Linked DNA regions of Homo sapiens: all the other regions are linked to region 3. A link is a contact called in ENCODE Hi-C or POLR2A ChIA-PET data. All regions are on one chromosome and are shown on one strand. Each heading gives the region's core, a stretch centred on a gene start or an enhancer-like site at or near the end of the contact. The rest is flanking DNA. Distances are from core to core; before and after follow the strand shown. Region 1 holds the start of TEF (TEF transcription factor, PAR bZIP family member). Region 2 holds the start of POLR3H (RNA polymerase III subunit H). Region 3 holds the start of MRTFA (myocardin related transcription factor A). Region 4 holds the start of TOB2 (transducer of ERBB2, 2).

Region 1 (3,025 bases), core at 115-2,614, 750 kb before region 3:
AAGCAGGAGGAGAGAGGCTGGCCTCACCTGATGTGCTGAAGCTATTTATAACTCAACAGTGACAGCCACAGGGATGGGAGCCTCAGCATACACCCAGGAAAGGAAGAGAAATGGCATTTTAAAAAGGAAAATCCATTCCCCAGGCCAGACAACTCTCGAAGGCCTATCCCTTTCCCAAACCCTGAATAACTGATGGCTCTTGGAAATGCAAAGGTCTCACACTCAAAGTATACCTCAGTGCACCCACAACCCCACCACAGGCGGCCCTCCTGCTGCTCCCTGCACCCCATCTCCCAGGGCGAAAAACAAGGCCAGACCTGCTTTCCGTATACGCCCCAGTGACGTTCCTGGCCTAGGCAAAAAGATGAAGCTCAGTCCTGCCGCCGTGGCCCCAGAATCTAAGGGTCAGCCCCAACCAACCAGGCGAAGGGCCTCAGTGGACTCATCTGACCCTCATCGTTTCTCTGCTTGGCCCAAAACTCCCCTCCCAAGGCGCCTCACACTACTCGCCCACACCCCCCCCACCCGCTCAGCAGAAGCCCCGCAACAGAAAGGCTCCCGTTGGACCTAGTAGCTGGCGCTACTCACACCCAGGGAGGAAGCCAGGTCCCTCCGGGAGGGGTAAGGCCACGTACGATGACAGTTCGCTACCCTAGGCCTGCGCTTCCTAAACTTTGGTGTACTTGGAAAATAATGGGGGTGCGGTGGGGTGCTCCTTAAAATGCAAGACCCCTGTCCCAGTGACCGCAGATTGGGTGGGGCGCAGGAACCAGCAATTTAAACAGGCATCCCGAGTGACTCCGATGCAGGTGGCCCCGGGGGAGGGGCCCTGGAGCGTCATTTAAGTGACTGCTCCCGATCCCCTTCCGCCTCCTCAAAACCTCTCCCCACCCTCTCCCGCCAGACCCACCGTCTCAGCCCGCCCCTGACCCTCTGTCCTCAGCCCCCCGGCCTCGTCCTCCAGGCTCCTGGTCATCCAGGCCCCATCCCCCTCCGCTGGACCACTGCTCCCTGACCCACTGCCTCCCCGGCCCCGCCCTCACGAGGCCCCGCCCCTGTATAAGCCCCGCCCCCAGCCCGCGCGGACCACCCCCCCGCCCTCACCGAGGCGCGCCTCGCGCGGGGGGTTCTCCATCAGCTTCTTCAGGACCAGGGGGAAGGACCCCGACAGGCCCCTTTCCCCAGCTGCGCGCCCCGGCCCCGGACCGGGTCCTGCCTGCGGGTCCACAGGCGGCTTCTTTCCGCCGCCCGCGTCGGACATCGTGCCCCGGACTCGGCTCGCGCACCTCGCCTCCCCCGCCCGCCCCCCGAGATGGGCCGGAGCCGTGCGACCCGCTGCAGCTGCCGACACGGGCAGCTACTGCGCAGGCGCCCAATGGCGCCCCCGCCTCCTTCCATCGCTACCCCGCCTGCGGACCGGCTCTGGCACATTAATTATTCATGAGGCCAGGCCAGCTTCCCCGGATCGTTGCTCTGGATTGGTCCAGCCTGCGAGAGGGGCAGGCGCAGATCCTCGGGCCGTGATTGGTCGGGCAGCCGGGATAAGATAGACACGTGCGGGGCCAGGTGAGGACCCTCGCGGAGGCCCCGCCCCGCCGCCCCTGTGTCCCCTGATTGGCGCCTGCTGGAGTCTTTGTGGTGGGCCTTCCTCGGCGCGGTCCCTTCCCTCCTACCAGTGTTCCCCCTTCACCGCCCTCTTCATAACCCCCGCCCTCCCCAACCACCGCAGCCTCTCCCTCTTGTCCCCGACTTGCAACCTTCCCGACGCGCCACCGAAGAGGGGCGGAGCTCGGAGCGGCCAGGCCGGCCAAAGCGACCTATCCGAGCTCCTGCTCGCGCGGCGTGTCCACCCCCCGCGGGTCACGTGGAGCCGCAGCCGAGTCTGGTCGCGGGGGGAGGGGGCAGAGGAGGAAGGCGCGGGAACAGCCAATGGAGGGCGGGGGCGGGGCCCGGGGCGGTGCACGAGGCGCCGCACGTGCGGGGCTGTGGCGGGGCGGGAGGGGAAGGGAGGGACGGGTCTTTTTGTTCTGGGGACTCTGCCCAGGGTCGCGGGGCAGGGACGCTGAGCTTAGCCCGCACTTCTGCTCCCACGCGACCCAGAGGTCGCCTGAGGGCAGGGCCGGGGACCGCGACCTGCCAAGTCGTAGGGATGGCCTGAGCAGGCTTGGCCGCCCTAGAGCGGGGTGTCGGGTTGCCCACGCATCCAGATCAACACTAGCGTGGAGGGAGCATTCCTGAAGCTCTGACCTGAGCCAGGGCCCGAGTACATGTTTCCGCCCTCCCACTTACTAGCTTATGACCTTGGGAAAGTCCGGTTGCTTCACTGGAGCTTGTTTCCTCGGCCATAAAATTAAGAGGTTGGGCTAGAGAATCTCCACAGTCCCAAACAGATGTGAAATTCTTTTCCTTTCTAGAACTCTCCCTTCTTTTACCTAGAAAACAAAAACCTCCTTGACACCAGGTACCGATGCCACGTTTTGTGGGAGAACCACCTCCTCTCTTAAAATATAAAGCCTCCCCGGGAGTTCCGCAGAAATCCGTAAAAATGTAATATGTGGCGCGGTACACAAATGGAAAGCTGCTCCTAAACAGCGCTCAGAACTTTGTACCTCTTTATAGTACAGATCAGACTCCGCTGCAAACCCAGGCAACATTAGACTCCCCGCTTAACTCCCGGAAGGCAGAGAGCTTGGCTTGTTTATCCAGCATCCCTACAGTGGCCCAGCCCTTCTAGCAGGAGGGGTTGGGGGGGTGGTATAGTGATAGTCCTTGGTTCAGGGGGTAGATGCATGATCCAGACACCCACAGCCAGCTAAAAGTTATCAAGCTGATGCAATCAGAATTTTGCTGGGGCTGGGCTTGGTGACTCACGCCTGTAATCCCGGCACTTTGGGAGGCAGAGGTGGCGGATCACCTGAGGTCAGGAGTTCGAGACCAGCCTGGCCAACAGGGCGAAACTCCGACACTACTGTAAGTACAGAAATAATTAGACGGGCATGGTGGCTGGCGCCTGTAATCCCAGGTA
Region 2 (3,063 bases), core at 492-2,991, 910 kb before region 3:
AGAGGAAGAATTAATGGTAATCCCTAAACACCTTTACTCAATGCTTCCTAGGAATGTGTTAGGGGATTGTGGGAATAAAGAGCTGAAGTAGCATTTGCTGCTGTCCTCAAGTACCTCAAATCCTATAGAAGCACACCTAAAAATAAAATCATAGATGCAGGGAAGGCCACATTTAGCATCACTGCAGCCAGTGTCACTGAGAGATCACTATGCTTGTGAAATCAGCAAATTAAGGCACCATACATTTCCAAGTGCCTCTGTCATTTACCCCAAGTATCTTTTGTAAGTACCTAAATTGTTATTTTGGTTAAAACACACTACAAGCCCGGGCGCGGTGGCTCACACCTGTAATCCCAGCACTTTGGAAGGCTGAGGTGGGCAGATCATGAGGTCAGGAGATCGAGACCATCCTGGCTAACACGGTGAAACCTCGTCTCTACTAAAAAAAAATACGAAAAATTAGCCAGGCGTGATGGTGGGCGCCTGTAGTCTCAGCTACTCGGGAGGCTAAGGCAGGAGAATGGCGTGAACCCGAGAGGCGGAGCTTGCAGTGAGCCAAGATCGCGCCACTGCACTCCAGCCTGGGCGACAGAGCGATCCTCCGTCTCAAACAAACAAACAAACAAAAAAACCCACTACAGTATACATCTACACCCCACCAATTTTTAGAGGCAGGGTAGTGAGGTTCAGACTGGGCCCACCTCTACCACTTGTCAACACGTGATCTTGGGTAAGCTACCAAATTCTCTTAGCCCATGCTATCACGTGAAGATGAATGAGACTGGAATGTCAGCGAGACAGAGCATGATGGGGCTATAGGAGGGGGGTATGGTCAGATCTTGCAGGGCCGTGTGAACTACCATAAAGGTTTTGGACTTTTCTTCTTTCTTTCTTCTTTTCTTTCTTCTTTCCCTTTTCTTTCTTCTTTCTTCTTCTTCTTCTCCTTCTTCTTTCTTCTTCTTCCGCCTCTCCTTCTTCTTCTTTTTCGTTTAGACATGAGGTGTCACTGTCACCCATGCTAGAGTGCAGCATGCAACCTCAAACTGCAACCTCAAACTCCTGGACTCAAGCGATGCTGCTGTCTCAGGCTTCTGAGTAGGTGGGACTACGGGTGTACACCACCACGCCCGGCTTGGATCTAGTATTCTAAGTTCAATGGGTTGTGTTTTTTGTTCCAATTTATTATAACTTTTCAATTGGAACATAATGTCTACAAATAAATGCAAAAATCTTGCCGAGTTCAATTAGTTTGGACAATTATATACGTCAATGTTATACCACCGAAAACAAAATACAGAACATTTCCATCATCTCAGAACAGTCCCAAGTGCCCCTTTCCTGCTAATTCTCCTTGTCTCCGGAACACTTAAGGGTGCTAAGCATGTTATGTTTGCGGTGGGTTTTTTTTTTAACTTAGATGTGGTAATATATGTTTGCGTTTCCAAAGGATCACTCTGGCTGCCGAGCAGAGGACAGCAATGCGGGTAAAGCACAGGCCAGGCGAGGGATAATCAGGCGGGATTGCACGGAGGTCGCCTAGCAACAGAAAGCGCTGTCGGGGGCGGGGGAACCGCTCTGCTCCTGTGAAAGGAGGAGGCCCCGCCCTCTCCTCGCCCTCTCTCTGCCCCACGCTGTGCGCGAGCACACAGGCAGCCCCGCCCCGCCTCGGCGGGGTGGGGGTGGACAGAGGTTTCTTATTGGTGAGTTTTCCGGAAGCGATGGATTCGGAATCTCGCCCGCAGTCGCGCAAGCGCGAGCGGCTGTGCGCGGTGCGTGGTGCGTGGTGCGTGATACGAGCGGCGGCACGTGGCGCGGGTGCGGGGCGTGGAGTGGCGTGGCGTGGAGTGGCGTGGCGTGGCGGGGTCTCGCGGCGCGGGCGCGCACCCGGAGCTGTGGACGGAGAGTGCCTCCCTCTGGCCTCAGTTTCCTCATGTTGTAGTAGCGGAGCATGGCCCGGACCGGGCCCCCGAGACCGCCCCGTGCAACCTCACCGCCAGCCTGGGGGCCTCAGCGACTGGGACGGGACCAAGGGGCTCGGGGATTCTCCCTGCCCCCGGCCCTGGTGCGTGACTGACCCTCCTGTTCCCAGAGCCCCCAGCGCAGGCCGGGATGTTCGTCCTGGTGGAAATGGTGGACACCGTCCGGATCCCCCCTTGGCAGTTTGAGAGGAAGCTCAACGACTCCATTGCCGAGGAGCTGAACAAGAAGTTGGCCAACAAGGTACTGGGCCCACGGCTCGCGGGCAGGCCTTGGCGTGGGAGAGCGAGCGCCGCCCACTGGCCGCAGGCCCGGCCTCGGTCATGCCAAGCCCTGGCCGTGGGCAAGCAGCTTAATGTCTCAGAACTTTTCTTCACCGTGAAAGGAGATATTGAAGGGGATCAAAAGAAAATGGGCTTGAAAAAGGGAGTTGTAACTGGAAGTGTTAGATTCCACAATTCTAAATTACTTTGCAATTGCAGGCAAGTTACTGACCCCTTCTGGGCCTCAGTTTCCATTTTTAAAATGGGGATAAAATATTGCTGTCCTTCCAGCCATGCATTGTTTTTGTTGTTGTTGTTGTTTGTTTTGTTTTGTTTTGTTTTTTGTTTTTGAGACGGAGTCTTGCTCTTTCGTCCAGGCTGGAGTGCAGTGGCGCGATCTCGGCTCACTGCAACCTCCGCCTCCCGGGTTCAAGCGATTCTCCTGCCCCAGCCTCCCGAGTAGCTGGGACAACTACAGGCGCGCGCCACCACCCCCAGCTAATTTTTGTATTTTTCGTAGAGACGGGGTTTCACCATTTTGGCCAGGATGGTCTCGATCTCTTGATCCCCCCGCCTCGGCCTCCCAAAGTGCTGGGATTACAGGTGTGCGCCATCGCCTCGGGTCAATGCATTGTTTTCGTGAAGATGGAGAGTTCTAGTAGTACAGAATTAACTGTCAGGAGGTTCATCCCTTCATTCCAGCAGCCAATATTTGTGCGCCTTCTCTGTGCTGTGCCTGTGTGCCTTAGTACCAGCTGAGAGGTCTTCCCACTGCCGTTTCTTTGACAGTCCTCCCTTTCCAGGTATTCTGTGTCACATCACT
Region 3 (3,268 bases), core at 624-3,123:
CGCCCGCCTCGACCTCCCAAAGTGCTGGGATTATAGGCGTGAGCCACCGCACCCGGCCTGCATCCTGTTTTAGTCACCTGGGATACCGGCCTGGCATTGCAGTCACCGCAGTACGTGCCTTAGCATCCTCCAGTTTGGTGTAAGCACCCCCAGGGTAGTGACTGTATCTCATCTAGCTTACCCCCTCAGTGTTCTTACTCAAAAAATATTTATCGAATAAATAATTTTATCAGGTATTTTGTGCAAGAATTTTTGCCTTGGGGAAGGTGTGTGTGACTAAGAGCCCACGAGGATCCCGTCTAACTCCAAGATTCTGCGACCGGCATTGGAAGCTGATTTATAGTGAGTAATTGGGAATACCCAAGGCCACTTTGACTTTTGCCGCCATTGGATAGAGCAGCACCCTCTCCTACCCTCCCTCTGAGTTCACCCATGGGCAGTCCCAGAAGCCTTTGATGGGGAAAAGGGGGTCATAGTGAGAATTTACCTTGGAATGTAAAGTGAGCCGCCCCTTTTCAGTCTTTGCATCTTCACGCGGGTCCGCCCCAAACCTAGAAGAACGCCCCTGACCACTTCTTCTTCTATCTACTGTTACTCCTTCCTCTGACTCTGGTGACCCCATCCCGGAAGCCTTCCGGAAAGCGCTTCCCCCTTTTCCACCCCATCGAGTTGGGGTTATTTCTCCTTTTCTGGGCTCTCTCCCATTGCTGGGGAGGAAGGCGGATACGAAGGGCCTGCATGACCGCAGCTGTCATCACAGTGGGCCTGGCTTACCTTGTTGCTCTCTCCCCTTTCGCCTTTCTCCTTTCTCCCTGTTGCAGTCATGGACTTCACTCATAATACATATACATATACATATACATATACATATACATATACATATACACATACACATACACATACACATACACATACACATACACATACATATACATGTTTTTAAATCGGGCAGCCACCCGCTCCCCGCCCTCAGCCCGGAATAGGTTCAGAGAGGTGCCCGGGTTCACTTGCGGAGCGTGTGGCCTCTGCGCCTAACGCGCGCCCCTTCACTACACGAATGGGTGCGGGCAAGGGTATAGGATTTTAGAATTCCAAGAGTTGTCGGGGGTCATCCCGTGGAATCCTCTTTTTTGCAGATGCTCTTCCTGGAGCCTTCCGATGCAAGCTCTTGGGCTCACGCAGCCCTTTTCCTCTTCTAAGCCCAGAGCGCTTTCGCTGCTGCTGATCTCCACGGCCTCGGCAGATAGGGAGGGGCAGGCAGGTGTCAGCGTCCTCCCTTTCACCGTTGGGGAAACTGACTCAGAGAAACAAGGCGACGGGCCTCGGCGGGGCGGGACCGTAACGGGAATTCAAGGCTCCAGGCCAGAGCGGAATTTATTGTGTCTCGTTTTGGGAAGCGTGAATGTGAAATGATCGACTTCGGAGCCCCAGGCGGAGACCCTTCAGTCCCCGACAAGAATCGGGATGGGGTCTGGGATTAATGCAGTAATTACTCGCGCCTGGGCATTGACCCCTTGGCAACTTCGCAAGATCCGGCAGGGTCCACCGCCCTTCCCTTCACAGGGTGACCACAGGGCTGCGGCCTCTTTAAGGCCCAGAGCTCCGCCCCCGGCTCGTCGCCAACCCCCTCGCCGCAGCTCAGCCAGTTCCAGACTTTCCTCAGAGATGAGGTCATCTCCCCGTTGCCCATTGGCTGCGCCGTGCCGTCAGTCACAGGAAGTCAGGCCGCCGTTTTCGCCTTCTTCATGCCGCTTCCTTCTCCGCCCGCCCTTTAGTCCGCCGATCACGACCCCGATCAGGCCTCTGATTGGCTAGCGCCGCCGTCACTTCTCCAGCGGACAGTCTTCAGGACGGGAGGCGGGCGTGGTGGGCGGGCCCGCAGCTTCCGTGGCTGAGAGGAGCCGGCGGCGGCAGTGTCTGTGGTGGCCGCGGCGGCGAGAGCGACGGTCCCATCTTTCCCACCCTCTTGGTTGCCGCTGGCCACACGCCCTCCGCTGGCGGCGACTTCTCAGCTCCGTGCGCCCGGGCTGGACAGTGAGCCTCGAGAGGAGACGCGGGCGGCTAGAGCCGGAGTGGGGCGAGCCGCGGAACCCGGCCGGGAGCCGCGCGAGGCGGTGAGTGAGAGTCCGGGTTGGGGACCCCTCCCCCACCGCGGCCTCGCCCCGCCTGGAGCATCCTTTTTCCCCCCCGACCCTGCTGCGCGCGTCCTCGGGGGGTCGGGCGAGGCGGCCCTCGCGTCCCCTGCCCTCTTCTTGCCGGCCTTCTGCCCCTGCCCTCGGGGCCGGAGTCGCAGAGCGGCGGTCACTGTGCCGGGGCTGGGACCCGGGCCGGGCCGGGCGGGCGGGCGCGGTCGTGCACCTGTGCACTGCCTGGCAGGGCTGTGCTGCGCGGGGCGGGGAGGCACGGAGGTCCTCGCCCTCGCTTCTCCCGGGATGTGTTTTGATTGCAGGGACGGGGTGTCGGCCGCTTTCTCTGGGGTCTTGTGCAGACCTTCAGGATCCAAGTGCAGTCCTTGGGATTCCCAGGCAAGGAGGCTCAGCTGGACTTGTTGGTGCCAGTATAGCAAACCTGAATGCTGCCAGGTGTACAGGGCTCTGCAAATCTGAAACTTGATGGCCAAGAACTTTACCTCCTAAGAAAGCGTCTGTCAGGACGCTGATGCAGTCCACCCTCCCCGCTTCGGGTACCTTTGATACTCCATAGTGCCTAGGGCTGGACCTTTTGAGTCGACTCCCAAACCTGCCACTTGCTAGCTGTGTAATCTTGTGCCTTGGTTTCCTCGTCTGAAAAATGAGGATAATAGCACCAATCGCATACGGTTGTTTGTTGTAAGTGTCGAATGAAATAATTCACGTGAAGCGTTTGACACAGTGCTTGGCCCATAGTAAGGGCCCAAGAAATGTTTGCTTTTGGGATGTTGAGAATGCCTGGTTTGCCTGTGTGCCTTTAAGCACTAGCCCAGCTTGGCATTGTCAAGATTTCTCTCTGTTGTCTCCCTGTTATGCAGCATAACGAAAGGGCAGTTGAATGGTTAACTTGCTTGCCAGCCTCTGTTTGGCATGAAGTGTGTGTATATACAGGAATGTGGAATACATCACTTAAATATAATAATGGAATTACCCCATGCTTCGTATGTTTTTACATAGTTTTAAACTCATAAGACGTCTGGAATGTCCCCGAGTTGCAAGTTTTTGAGATCTTTTCAGGGTCCTTTCTACATCAAGCCGAAGCCTGTAACGTTAAGACTTATTGTCAGTAAGAAGTTAGA
Region 4 (3,139 bases), core at 321-2,820, 810 kb before region 3:
TCAGAGTGTGGGGGATGGGGGGGCGCTCAGGCTATCTCCCGCCTCCCTGTCCCGGTGGAGTTTGCCCTCCAGCCCGGCATTTCTCTGTTGCATTCAGGGAAAGTGCATTTAAACCCCCCACGCTACTGGTGCTCTCCGCCCTTGCCAAAAAAAGCGATCAAGGAAAAAAAAAAAGCAAACTGTTCGTAGCTGGAAACTTTCGGATCTCGCCACCCAACGTGGGGATGGCGGCTGCTGCTGGGCCGGAACCGTCTGGAATGACAAAAAAGGTGTGGGCGGGAGGGGAGAACTGGGAAATGGGAGATCTAAGGAGGGACCGGGGAGAAGACCTCACTCACAGTCCCCCGGGGGCTCCAGACTGCATCTTCCGGCACTCCTGTCTGCCTGTGACCGCAGAACACGGCCCTCCCTCCCCCTGGCTCTGTGTCCCGCACACTCACAGAGGCAGAGCAGCCCGCGTGGCCAGAGCCGGGGGAGGGGGCCTCAGCGCGCGGGCCTGGCGCGCCCAGTCCCGGGTTCGCGGAGCCTCGCTCCGCCGCCCGAGGGGCCGTAGTGGGTGCGAGCCTTGCGCCCGTTGCACGGTCAGGGGCCACCCCACGCCGGCGGGACTGCGACTAGAAGAAATGTGGGGCTCTCCCGCGTGCCCCACACTGGGGTCGCTGGCCAGAAAGAGCAAACAAGAGTTGGGAGAGGGGCTGCGCCCGCGCGCCTGCGCAGAGCCAGAGCCGGCCCTCCAGGCTGCAAGGAAAGGAGCGCCAGAGGCGGTGAGGGGAAGGTCCTTTGTGGCACTCGGCTAGTTTCACGGCCGTCAGCCTCGTCCTCGGCTCCTCTTACTCCCGCACAGCGTGGCCCAGGCCCCAGAGTCTCCCTCGCCTTTCTTTCGACGTTGAGCCCCCCGAGGAATCACAAGGCGCTCGGAAGACTCATGCCTGCCCGAAACGGGTCCGAAATGTTTCCAGAGCCCGCGTCGTCCCCTCAGTTCCCCCTCCCGCAGAGGCCGTAACGGGGCGATGCTATCGCCGCGGACACGGCCAGACGCTCGGAGCTGGAGGGAAGGCCCCGGGAAACGGCTCGGGCAAACGTCCGAACCATGGGCTCCGAGGCAGGTGCAGGGCGGACGACTCAGCGGGGGGTTTCCGGCGGGCATGGTGACTCCCTCCCCTCCCCCGCGATACTCGTCCCCCAAACACAACTAAAGGGAGAGTGCACTGTGCCCGGCTCGTGAGCAACCCGGCCCCAGGTGGTCCCCGGCCCTCACGGAGCGCCCCTGGGAGAACACCTCACACGACGCGCACAAGTTCAGAGTGGTATGGGAATGAAGGAAAGGAGTGCGGCGCGGCGCTGTGACAGGGAGGGGAAGACGGGGAGCCGGACGCACGACCGGCGAGCACAGAAGGGCACAGGAGCTGCTCCGCGAGATACCAGCGAGCTGAGGCGCGGGGCTGGCTGGGAAGTAGTCCCGGCCGGGCCCTGGCCCCGCCCCTGCAGGGCGGAGGGACGCATCACGCAGGGGTGGGGAAGCCGGATCCGTGCGCAGGGTTGCTAAGGGTGAAACTTTTCATTGACTTTGCTCACTTCGGGCCGGGGCGCGGGAAGGTGCGGGTTGTTGGCTGAGGCAAGCCGTGGCTCGGGCGACGCGGGGCCAGGAGGGCAGGACCGTCTGCCGGCGACAGCCCATACCGTCTGCCGTTGCGCGACACGAACCACCCTCCGATCCGCCATCCCCGCGTCGTCGCCGCTAGTCCGCCCGCCCGCCCTCGGGCCCCCCGCTGCCGAGCCCGACCTCCTAAGAGCTGAAAGAAATTATTGAGAGTCATAGTCCATAGCCCCCTGCTTCGTCCCCCAACCCTCAACGACGAAAAGGACTTCGGTCCCCTGGCCCGGCGACGCCCGGGAAGGAAAGGAGAGCGACCTCCGCCCCGCGCTCAGGCCACCCTGGAGGGAGAAGCCGCCCCGCGGCCGGTAGAGCGCCCCGCCGCCGCGGAGACCCGAGTGAGTGAGTTGGGGGGCGTGCGGGCGGGGGGCCCGCCCCGAGACCCAGCCGGCCGGACTACCTCTTCCACCCCGCCCCACTCCCGCTTTGCTGGACTCTCCACGTTGCTGCCGCTCCCTCCCCGCCTGGCCAGCATTTTCTTTCCCCATCCAGCTTCCCTCCAGACCCCACTTTCCCCAGCTCCTCTTCTCACGCCATCTGTGCTCCTGGGGTGCCCAAGAGCTCCTTTTTCTCCCAGTTCCAAGAGTGGCCCTCTCCTGGGTGGGGTGCATTTCCTCCCTTCCCCGCCTCCCCCGGTTCTTTATATCCTAGCTACTCGCTAGATCTTCCTTGTTCTCCAAAGAAACATAACTCCCCCCACCGTTAAATAAATCCGAGGAAGGAAGGGGATCCAGGCCTTGTTTTTCTGCTTCTTTTCCCGTGTGCAGGGAAGGGGGGTGGTAATTGTTAATAGACTCTATTTCTGGCTCTGTGGAGCCTGAAGGGTGGAGGGTGGACACCCCCTTTGGCGACGGGACAGGTCAGTGGAGATTGTCCTTGGGCCACTGAGCCAGAGTTCACCGTTTCGGCTGAGCTCTTTATACTCTTAAGTGTTTTAATGGAAAATTGGGCAGAAAAAAGTACCCTTAGAGCAGTGCCAGTGAGTGGATTCTGCTTATCTTGGTAAGGTGCCTGCGAGGTGGGGCCCTACCCCCAAACTCCTTCCCCTCCTGTCCGGAGGATGAACTGTGCCCTTGACCACCAGAAATCTGGGAGGGGAAGGAGGGTGCAGAGAGGAGGCACAGCCGGCAGGCCCTCTCCCTCCCCCAGGAGAAACCAGAACCCCGCACAGCAAGCTTCAGCTTGGGGACGGGTGGAGGCCAGTCTCTGGTGCTACTCCGTATCTAAACGGTCTTTTTCTCCTTCTTACCCACCGTACCCTGGGAATGGGTCCTTCATCTCTGATTTTCCGGCAGAAAAACAATCCTATTGCTTTCTTGGGCTTCTACCCCCATCCCTCCGTGAAGCATAGGGGGAAAGAAGCTTGTGTGGGAGGAAGGATTAAGGAGGTTTAACACCCAGCGGGGGAGCTTGCCGAGGATCTGGTAAGTCTGGTCGTAAAGCAGACCTTGCAATGGGAGGAGACACACAGAATTTTAGTATGAG

What was found. A loop is a pair of places that touch in the nucleus more often than their neighbours do. ChIA-PET counts read pairs that join two places held with the same protein, here RNA polymerase II (POLR2A). Pooled maps may share reads with other maps.
Region 1: a map of B cell shows a loop between it and region 3 (35-fold over the local background). The contact joins the promoter of TEF here to the promoter of MRTFA in region 3. A Hi-C loop is called at or near these places in 1 of 168 maps with a recorded cell type or tissue (B cell) and 6 of 50 pooled maps. POLR2A ChIA-PET finds 5 or more read pairs at or near these places in 1 of 52 experiments (WTC11).
Region 2: a loop to region 3 is called in a map of naive thymus-derived CD4-positive, alpha-beta T cell, with 6 times the contacts of the local background. The contact joins the promoter of POLR3H here to the promoter of MRTFA in region 3. A Hi-C loop is called at or near these places in 1 of 168 maps with a recorded cell type or tissue (naive thymus-derived CD4-positive, alpha-beta T cell) and 6 of 50 pooled maps.
Region 4: a loop to region 3 is called in a map of naive thymus-derived CD4-positive, alpha-beta T cell, with 5 times the contacts of the local background. The contact joins the promoter of TOB2 here to the promoter of MRTFA in region 3. A Hi-C loop is called at or near these places in 1 of 168 maps with a recorded cell type or tissue (naive thymus-derived CD4-positive, alpha-beta T cell) and 8 of 50 pooled maps. POLR2A ChIA-PET finds 5 or more read pairs at or near these places in 2 of 52 experiments (GM10248 and WTC11).

What each region holds. Positions count from the first base shown.
Region 1 is chr22:41,380,281-41,383,305 of GRCh38, reverse strand. It overlaps TEF (TEF transcription factor, PAR bZIP family member), which reads right to left and starts at 1,364. Exons shown (of 4, transcript NM_003216.4): 1 at 1,105-1,364. The coding sequence starts at 1,261. LOC105373042 (a long non-coding RNA gene) reads left to right here and starts at 1,395. Exons shown (of 3, transcript XR_938271.3): 1 at 1,395-1,566. RefSeq lists enhancers at 526-605, 1,387-1,681 and silencers at 816-1,515, 1,546-2,145.
Region 2 is chr22:41,543,148-41,546,210 of GRCh38, reverse strand. It overlaps POLR3H (RNA polymerase III subunit H), which reads left to right and starts at 1,741. Exons shown (of 6, transcript NM_001018050.4): 1 at 1,741-2,220. The coding sequence starts at 2,110. RefSeq lists silencers at 1,551-1,650, 1,841-1,970 and enhancers at 2,021-2,110, 2,121-2,220, 1,543-2,380.
Region 3 is chr22:40,635,324-40,638,591 of GRCh38, reverse strand. MRTFA (myocardin related transcription factor A) reads left to right here and starts at 1,873. Exons shown (of 15, transcript NM_020831.6): 1 at 1,873-2,114. RefSeq lists enhancers at 1-799, 1,539-1,848 and a silencer at 2,109-2,418.
Region 4 is chr22:41,445,232-41,448,370 of GRCh38, reverse strand. TOB2 (transducer of ERBB2, 2) reads left to right here and starts at 1,570. Exons shown (of 2, transcript NM_016272.4): 1 at 1,570-1,992. LOC105373043 (a long non-coding RNA gene) reads right to left here and starts at 1,426. Exons shown (of 2, transcript XR_938274.2): 1 at 339-1,426; 2 at 1-252. RefSeq lists a silencer at 439-538 and enhancers at 409-1,104, 1,109-1,358, 1,105-1,800.